3 separate regions of the Mus musculus genome follow, and regions 1 and 3 are each linked to region 2. A link is a loop called in an ENCODE intact Hi-C map of the cell type or tissue named here. Cell type or tissue: gastrocnemius. All regions are shown on one strand.

Region 1 (2,500 bases), 70 kb before region 2:
ATACACAGGAGCTTCAGTGTTGAGCAAACTGCCAGGTTCCCTTTGATGCCCACATGTTTTTCAGAAGCCAGGGTGGCACTGACATTTGAGCTCGGGAGCAACCATCTGCCACTCTTTCTGGGCAGCATTTGTGGGTGGGTACCACACAGCATCTTAAACACAAAGCGGCTAAGGCTTTTCTCTTAAGATAAAAATCCTTCGATAAAAATTCTTCCTGGCCTGGCACAATGGCTTAACAGGGAAAGGCACTTGTCACCAAGCCTGCTGGCCTGAGTTCCTTCTATACAGTGGAAGGAGAGAATCAGCTCCTGAAAGTTGACTTCCAAACAAACACAAAAAGCAAATAAATAAGAATGTAATTCAAAACCTCTTTTTTTCCTGATCTTGGCTTTCCACACATTTTCACCCCCTCGTCCTTTGCCTACCTCGAGGTAATTGCTGTTCTTTAAGCATCCATCCAAACAAGGTATTTTTGGTGTCTTAGTCAGGGTTTCTATTCCTGCACAAACATCATGACCAAGAAGCACTTGGGGAGGAAAGGGTTTATTCAGCTTACTCTTCCACATTGCTGTTCATCACCAAAGGAAGTCAGGACTGGAACTCAAACAGGTCAGGAAGCAGGAGCTGATGCAGAGGCCATGGAGGGATGTTACTTACTGGCTTGCTTCCCCTGGCTTGCTCAGCCTGCTCTTATAGAACCAAAACTACCAGAGATGCCACCACCCACAAGGGGCCCTCCCCCCTTGATCACTCATTGAGAAAATGCCTTACAGCTGGATCTCATGGAGGCATTTCCCCAACTGAAGCTCCTTTCTTTGTGATAACTCCAGCCTGTGTCAAGTTGACACACATAACTAGCCAGTACGCTTGGGAAATACCCCGCATTCTTTTGCTTCTGACTTAGCTCCTCTTGTCTGGTCATTTGTCTTTCATCTCTCTCTGAAGGGAGGTCTGAGTAGGTGTCATCAGACCGTAGAGGGTCTGTTTCTGCCCCAGTCTCCCAATCCCTTTGCCACAGGTTTTCCCAGGGACTTGCTGTCCTCTTGGTTTAGCATCTCTGATGCTTAGCACCAGCAGCGGTTACACCCTGTCCACAAGGCTCACCGAGCCCTGCTAAGGATACCAATCCCTGAGCCTTGCAGTTTGCCCCTGGGCATTACTATGCTCCCGGCTTGCTACATTTTCCTCTTACATTATTTTAGGCATGGAAGGGTCCTTTAAATGCACATCTCATAACTAGAGCAAAAGGACACTTGGCTGATGGCCGGTCCTGTGCTCTCCAGCAGGTTTGCACCTGACAGGTCAATTGTCTCACACTGCACACTGTGAGCTCCCCCCCCCCCCCCGACTCTTTCATTACATCCATTTTCCTTTTTATGTTTTTTTACTTATTGGGTTGTTGTCTGTTTCCTCTATTGGATGTGTCCTCCACAAGGACAGGGTGTTGTTCATTTGGTCCGCTATGCCTTAGCCTTTCCAGGACCTCAGTGTTTACTGGGTAGAATGTAACCAAGCATTCCCTTTTCCAAGGTGAGACACATGGCTACCTCACCTCCCTGGCTAGCCAACTTTGGTTTAAACAGGAAAACAAGTGCCAAGAATGACCTGTCTGGGAAATGATAAAATCCCGGCTAGCATGAGTTCTGGGCAGCAGCCTCGTTGAGAAACAAACTCGGTGTTTCTGGGGTAAGGCTGTGTCCTGGGGCAGGGTTTTCTTCCTTTCTTTCTTTCTTTCTTTCTTTCTTTCTTTCTTTCTTTCTTTCTTTCTTTCTTTCCTCTCTTTCTTTTCTTCCTTCCTTCCTTTTTTTTTTTCCGAGACAGGGTTTCTCTGTATAGCTCTGGCTGTCTTGGAACTCACTCACTCTGTAGACCAGGCTGGCCTCGAACTCAGAAATCTGCCTGCCTCTGCCTCCCAAGTGCTGGGATTAAAGGCATGCGCCACCACGCCTGGCAGGGCAGGGATTTCAATGTAGGAAGAGCTCACTTGGTTCCTGTACTAGATCTCACTGCAAATAACCTCTGGGACCTTGAATGTACTCACAGCTCTGAAGTAATTAAGTGGAGGCAGCTTCATTCAGCTCCTTCCAGTTTGTGCTGCTCTCACCCTAAGGCACAGCTAGGTAGCAGATAGGGATATGGATTCTCAGGAAACCCAGCTGTCTTAGGCCTGAGCCTTGTGAAGAGCCAGAGGCGGGCACTTCTAGTGGAGGCCAGGCTGGCAAGGGAGAAGTTCAAAAGTGCGGGCTTAGTCCAGGGTTGGGGTGGGTGGCAGGGTAAGGAGAGGGAGGGTAGGGAATGGGGTGAGAGCTGGATAGAACTCATTCAACCCAGGAACCAATGGAGCAAGCAGCTGATAGAAGCAAATGAGGGCCTGGCACTGCAGCTTTGTGTGAATTAGAAAAAGATGCCTCTCGGAGAAGAGGATGGGAAAGGATGTCTCCTCACAACTGTAGGCGAGGCCCTCATGAGAAGATCAGAAAGCCAGCCAGGCCTTGGGACA
Region 2 (2,500 bases):
AACCATGGTGGCGAGAGCTTCTAGCATCAGTGCTGGAGAGGCGACTAGATCCATGTAACTTGACTGTGAACCAGCCCAGCCTAAGCAGTGAGCCCCACATCCCAGTGAGAGGGACTGTCTCCCATCTCAGAAATCAAGGTTGACAGCTCCTAAGGAAGGACACCCAGGTCAACTTCCATACATGGATGCTCATGCACATACACACACACACACACACACACACACACACACACACACACACACACACCAGTTAAGGACACCTAGACTAGACAAGTGAGTTTGGACAGTGATGTCACAGGATCATCAAATGTTTAAAGACCTGACAATAGAAGAAGACTTGAAATTTTCACTCTTTTTGGAGTGAAGTGAAATATGGCTCTGATGTTAACTTGGCAGTGGGAATGAGTTCAGAACTCTCAGAGTGGAGGTGTGAGTGGGTGGAGGGAAGGCAGAGGAAAGGGTTGCAGGCTTTCCCTGCCCCTGTGCAGCCTATAGAACATTGTTTCTACAAAAGTATTTGTGGAGCATGGCAAGCCTTTAAACTTCAAGATGATTTTTTTCCCCTAAGATGCCAAGACGTATTTTAAAGGAGAAGCAGGGATTTAGTCCAGGAAGGAATGGTAGAGACGGATTCAAACCTGGATTAGGATAGAAAATGAGTCAAACAGAGAGAGGGAGAGAGAGAGAGAGAGAGAGAGAGAGAGAGAGAGAGAGAGAGAGAGAGCGCCTTTGATGTCTTGATGATCAAGAGCTGGGGCTTAAGGACCAGACTCTTAAATCATGTGGCATTTACTGGCCCAGATTTTTTTTTTTAAAAAAAAATACTCTTGTGGATCAGTGTGTATGCTCAAAATGGCGAGCTTCCAAAGTCAGTCTTAACTCTCTAATGGTAACATTTGGAAGGCTTCCTGTAAGAACGGAAGGGAGCCATTTCTAGAAGGGGCAGCTTAATGATTTTCTACTCCCCTACCCCCAAATCGTTAACCAGTGTTCCTTTCCCAGAGCCCAAGTTCATGCTGAGGGCAAAGGGAATTAAGCAAAGGGCTGAACCTGGAGCTAAGATTAGAGAGCTGCCAAAGGGCCTAATTTTAGGTCCTTGCTGCCCCAGCTGACAGGCTGTACTGCTGGCTCGGCCATGGGGACCACAGTGTGGCCATGAGCTGGTGCCTGGGTGGGGAGAGCTGTTCCCTGGCCATCTGCAAAAGCAATTAGCTCACTGATGGGTGTGTTTTGAGAGGGACTACCAATAATTTCTCCTTCAACAAATGTTTCTTCAGGTGTTCAAGGGTCCGGGAGGGAGAGCGTCAGGGCTTGGCAGACATTCCCGCAGGCTCGCCCGCCCTGCATTCTAATGCTGACGTTTTCCCACTTAACAGTGATCTCCACATGGGAACCAATCCTGGAATTCCTGGGTTTTCATGGCAAATCACCCTTGATCAATTTCCTCTGGCTCTAAACTTACTGCCACAACCCAGGGACAGTGTCGTTGGAGACTCAGCTTGATGAAAATCGGCAGAGATTGATGGGGACTAGTCTTTGATTTTGTGGGGAGTTTGCACAGCAGCCTTCTGTGGGGATTTGGGCTGTCTGTCCTCTGGTCTCCATATATTTTCCACTTACAGGCTTCATGCTTAATTGTCTTCTTCAGAGGCCAGACAATAAGAGCTGGCATCTTCCAGATCAAAGGGGAAACAGAATATATTTTAAAGTGACAACTTGGTTATTCTGCGACCAGAATAATAAACTGATGTAAATATAAGCCCCTGAATGGAGGCCATAATGAAATGTTACCAAGGGAGCAAAACCTTTCTTCTAATTACAGCAAAGCAACACTCCTCAAACGTCTTTGGCAAGCATACATCTTATTTTTTCACAATTCTCGTGCCTGCAGCAGCCCGCCTCAGCAATGGAGATTTTTCTGTCCCTGCAGGTTGGGAGCTGGGTTTACCCACTGGGTCTCTCTGTCTGCAAAGCAGGCTGTTAACAAAGGCTCTTTGCCAGGGGCAATGAAAAAGCAGGCTAGTGGTGGTACCCAGCCCAGGGTATGCAGCCCTTAGTGGAGGAAGAGCCCTTGGCGAGGGCCACTGTTGTCAAGGTGCACAGACAGCCCTGGAGGCTCCTCTCCAATTCTCCCAGTACCTTTGCTCTTCCCGCCTGCTTGCAGCACATCCCAATGTCATCTTTCTATGTGTATTTCTATACCTGCCCCAAGCACACATGCACACATGCACACACACGCGAGTGCACACACACACACACACACACACACACACACACACACAGTTGCACCCCTCTTCCCTGTCTCTTGGCGCTGGCCCTTTCATCTTCTCCCTCAGGGATTCGAGATGTCGCTGCAGGAAGTGCTTGTCCGCAGAGGCAGCAGCCAGCAGAGCCCCGTGGCTTTGACAAACCTCATTTAATTGGGAGGAAGCCAGGAGAATTTGAAAGAACTGAAACATCCACGAAACTCCTTTTATCAGGCATAATTTAAACTCTGCAT
Region 3 (2,500 bases), 76 kb before region 2:
CTCATGTTGTGGTGACTCTCAGCCAGAACATTGTTTTTGTTGCTACTTCATAACTGTCATTTTGCTACTGTTATTAATAGAAATGTTAGGCAAGATATCTGATATGTGACTCTCAAAGGAGTCGTGACTCACAGAGTTCTTGAGAACTGCCGGTGTAAAGAAACCTCCATAAGTGTTTTAGTTAGGATTTCTACTGATGCCATGACCAAAAACAACGTGCAAGAATGGGTTTATTTCACTTATTTATTATTTATTTATTTACATTCTACCCTACACTTTCAGGTAATAGTTTATAACTGAGAAGTCAGGGCAAGAACCTGGAGTCATGAACAGAGGCAAAAGCCATGGAGGGATGCTGTTTACTGGCTTGCTCCTCACAGCTTGCTCAGCCTGCTTTCTTGTAGAACCCAGGACCACCTGCCCAGGGGTGGCCCCACCCATAGTGAGCTGGGCTCCCCCACATCAACCATTGATCAAGAAAATACCCCTGCAGATTTGCCCCCAGGCCAGTCCTATGGAGACATTTTCTCAGTGAAGATCCCCTCTTCCCAGCTGTGACAGGAACCACCCAGCACAGTTTTCCAGTGGCCATTCCCACCGTGCATGTTTGAGTTTTCCTTCCTCTGTGTTCTCACCAGCATTTGCTACTTAGTCCTTTGAATCACAGCCATTGTGACTGGGTTGAGGTACTGGCTCTCTGTCCCTTTGATTTACAATTCTGCTTAGTGATACTGAGCGTCTTAATCTAACTTGGGGTCATTTGTGTGTCTTCAGACCATTTGCCAGAGTTTTGATTGGAGTTCTTCGTTGTGCTGTTCTTTAGTTATTATAATATCTGAATGTGTAGCCTTCTCTGTTGGACAGTTTGCAAATAACTCCTCTCAGTGTGTGGGTTGTCCCTTCACTCTGATACCCGTTTCCCTCACTGTGTAGAAGCCTCTTAGTTGGATATAATCCCATTAGTATGTTTTTACTTTTGCCTGTGGTTTTGGGAGTCTTATCCTAAAAGTATCTACTCTGATCACATGTCTTGAAGCATTTCCTTTGTGTTTTCTTCTAGTAAGTTCAAAGTTTCAGGTCTTAATTTAAGTCTTTGATTCTTTCGAGTTGTTTTTTGTATATCATGAGAGGGAGGAATTTAGGTTTCATTCCACATGTACTGCCTGACTCTTGCCCAAAAAAATGTTGTGGCAGCCACATTCTCAGCAGTGGGTGGGAAAGCCAGTCTCCCCACACCCTCTCTTTTGGAAAGCAGTTGTTGATTACCAAGCAGACTTGCTTATAGGGACGCAGTGAGCCCGTATCAGTTAATTACTTTCAGATATGTGACACCCACAGGACATCTGCTCTTAAGTGACAGCTGAGACTGGCCTGGTGAGACTCTGGCGTTCTGCCAAAGCTCTGGAACCTGACTTCTGACTCGTGACCTTCTTGCTGCTCCTTAGATGGTTTCTGCAGCTCGTTTCACCGATACACCCACAGTGACAGACCTTGTCCAGCCTGTGCTGACTGACTGATGGAGCTTCTTAGAACATTCCCCACGTTTCTCAAGCTTGTCCTTGGAATATTCTGGAAGCTTTTCTTCCTTTCTCCCTCCTTCCCTTCCTTCCTTCCTTCCTTCCTTCCTTCCTTCCTTCCTTCCTCCCTCCCTCCCTCCCTCCCTCCCTCCCTCCCTCCCTCCCTTTCTTCCTTCTTTCCTTTCTTCTTTCCTTCCTCTATCTTTCTGGTGACAGTAGAGCATGGTAGATTCTGGGTTTGAATCCTGCTTTTAACTGTGTGACCTTGGGCAGGTGACTTTCCCTTTCTGTTCATTGGATTTGTTTCTTCATGTGCCAAAATGGGAGTAATAATCATATCTGCCCCACTGTTCTTGTGAGGCCTAGGGCAGGTGAAACAGACAAAGAGACCTTTGTGGGAACAAGAGATACAGGTTCTCACACCCTTAATCCACAAAGCCTGCTACCCACCAGGAATCTCTCTTTTCTTGTCAACAGTGAATGAAATGTGACGGTCCCTCCGATGTCTGCTCTCTTATCTTATCGAGAGAGAGAGAGAGAGAGAGAGAGAGAGAGAGAGAGAGAGAGAGAAACAACACCCCTCTAGATACGGGAGGATGCCAAGATGTCTCCAAGGATGAGCTGCCGCCGATCTGTATCTTACATGAGAAAAATCTCCTTAAAGTTTGAGGAAGAGATTTCTTTAAAAATACCATCTTCACGACTAACAAAAATCACCCACATCAGACCACTCTGACAGCTGATAAGAAGCCTGCTCTCTGTCAGTCGCAACTCGAGTCTCCCGAAATCAGTGCAGGCCTCTTCCTTAACCCATTTTTCCTTTAATTAGAACTTTTTGCCTGAGACTTTCTGATCTAGATTTAGTTTTTATTTCCATAATAACTGGGACACACACACACACACACACACAAAAAGCCGGGCGTGGTGGTGCAGATTTCTGAGTTCGTGGCCAGCCTGGTCTACAAAGTGAGTTCCAGGACAGC

The links. Hi-C counts contacts between places; a loop is a spot of excess contacts. Peaks named below come from ENCODE experiments on the same cell type or tissue, not always from the same donor. Only the 100,000 strongest peaks of a DNase experiment are listed, where the experiment ranks them.
Region 1: it touches region 2 in a loop (2.4-fold over the local background); 2 of 42 quality-filtered maps call a loop at or near these places.
Region 3: a loop joins it to region 2, with 2.2 times the contacts of the local background. A loop is called at or near these places in 3 of 42 quality-filtered maps.

Annotation. Positions count from the first base shown.
Region 1 is chr1:59,403,077-59,405,576 of GRCm38, reverse strand. All of the region lies in intron 2 of Gm33724 (a long non-coding RNA gene), which reads left to right. Among named protein-coding and RNA genes, the nearest start is that of Gm33724, 15 kb to the left of the region's middle. In gastrocnemius, no CTCF peak of the experiment used is centred here; DNase peaks (open chromatin) are centred at 36, 1,232 and 1,524.
Region 2 is chr1:59,333,093-59,335,592 of GRCm38, reverse strand. All of the region lies in intron 12 of Cdk15 (cyclin-dependent kinase 15), which reads right to left. Among named protein-coding and RNA genes, the nearest start is that of Gm51625, 34 kb to the left of the region's middle. RefSeq lists an enhancer at 160-1,670. In gastrocnemius, no CTCF peak of the experiment used is centred here; DNase peaks (open chromatin) are centred at 1,162, 2,035 and 2,291; H3K4me3 peaks cover 662 bases; H3K27ac peaks cover 1,406 bases.
Region 3 is chr1:59,408,663-59,411,162 of GRCm38, reverse strand. The region is part of intron 2 of Gm33724 (a long non-coding RNA gene); the gene reads left to right. Among named protein-coding and RNA genes, the nearest start is that of Gm33724, 9.0 kb to the left of the region's middle. In gastrocnemius, no CTCF peak of the experiment used is centred here; a DNase peak (open chromatin) is centred at 1,385; H3K27ac peaks cover 2,005 bases.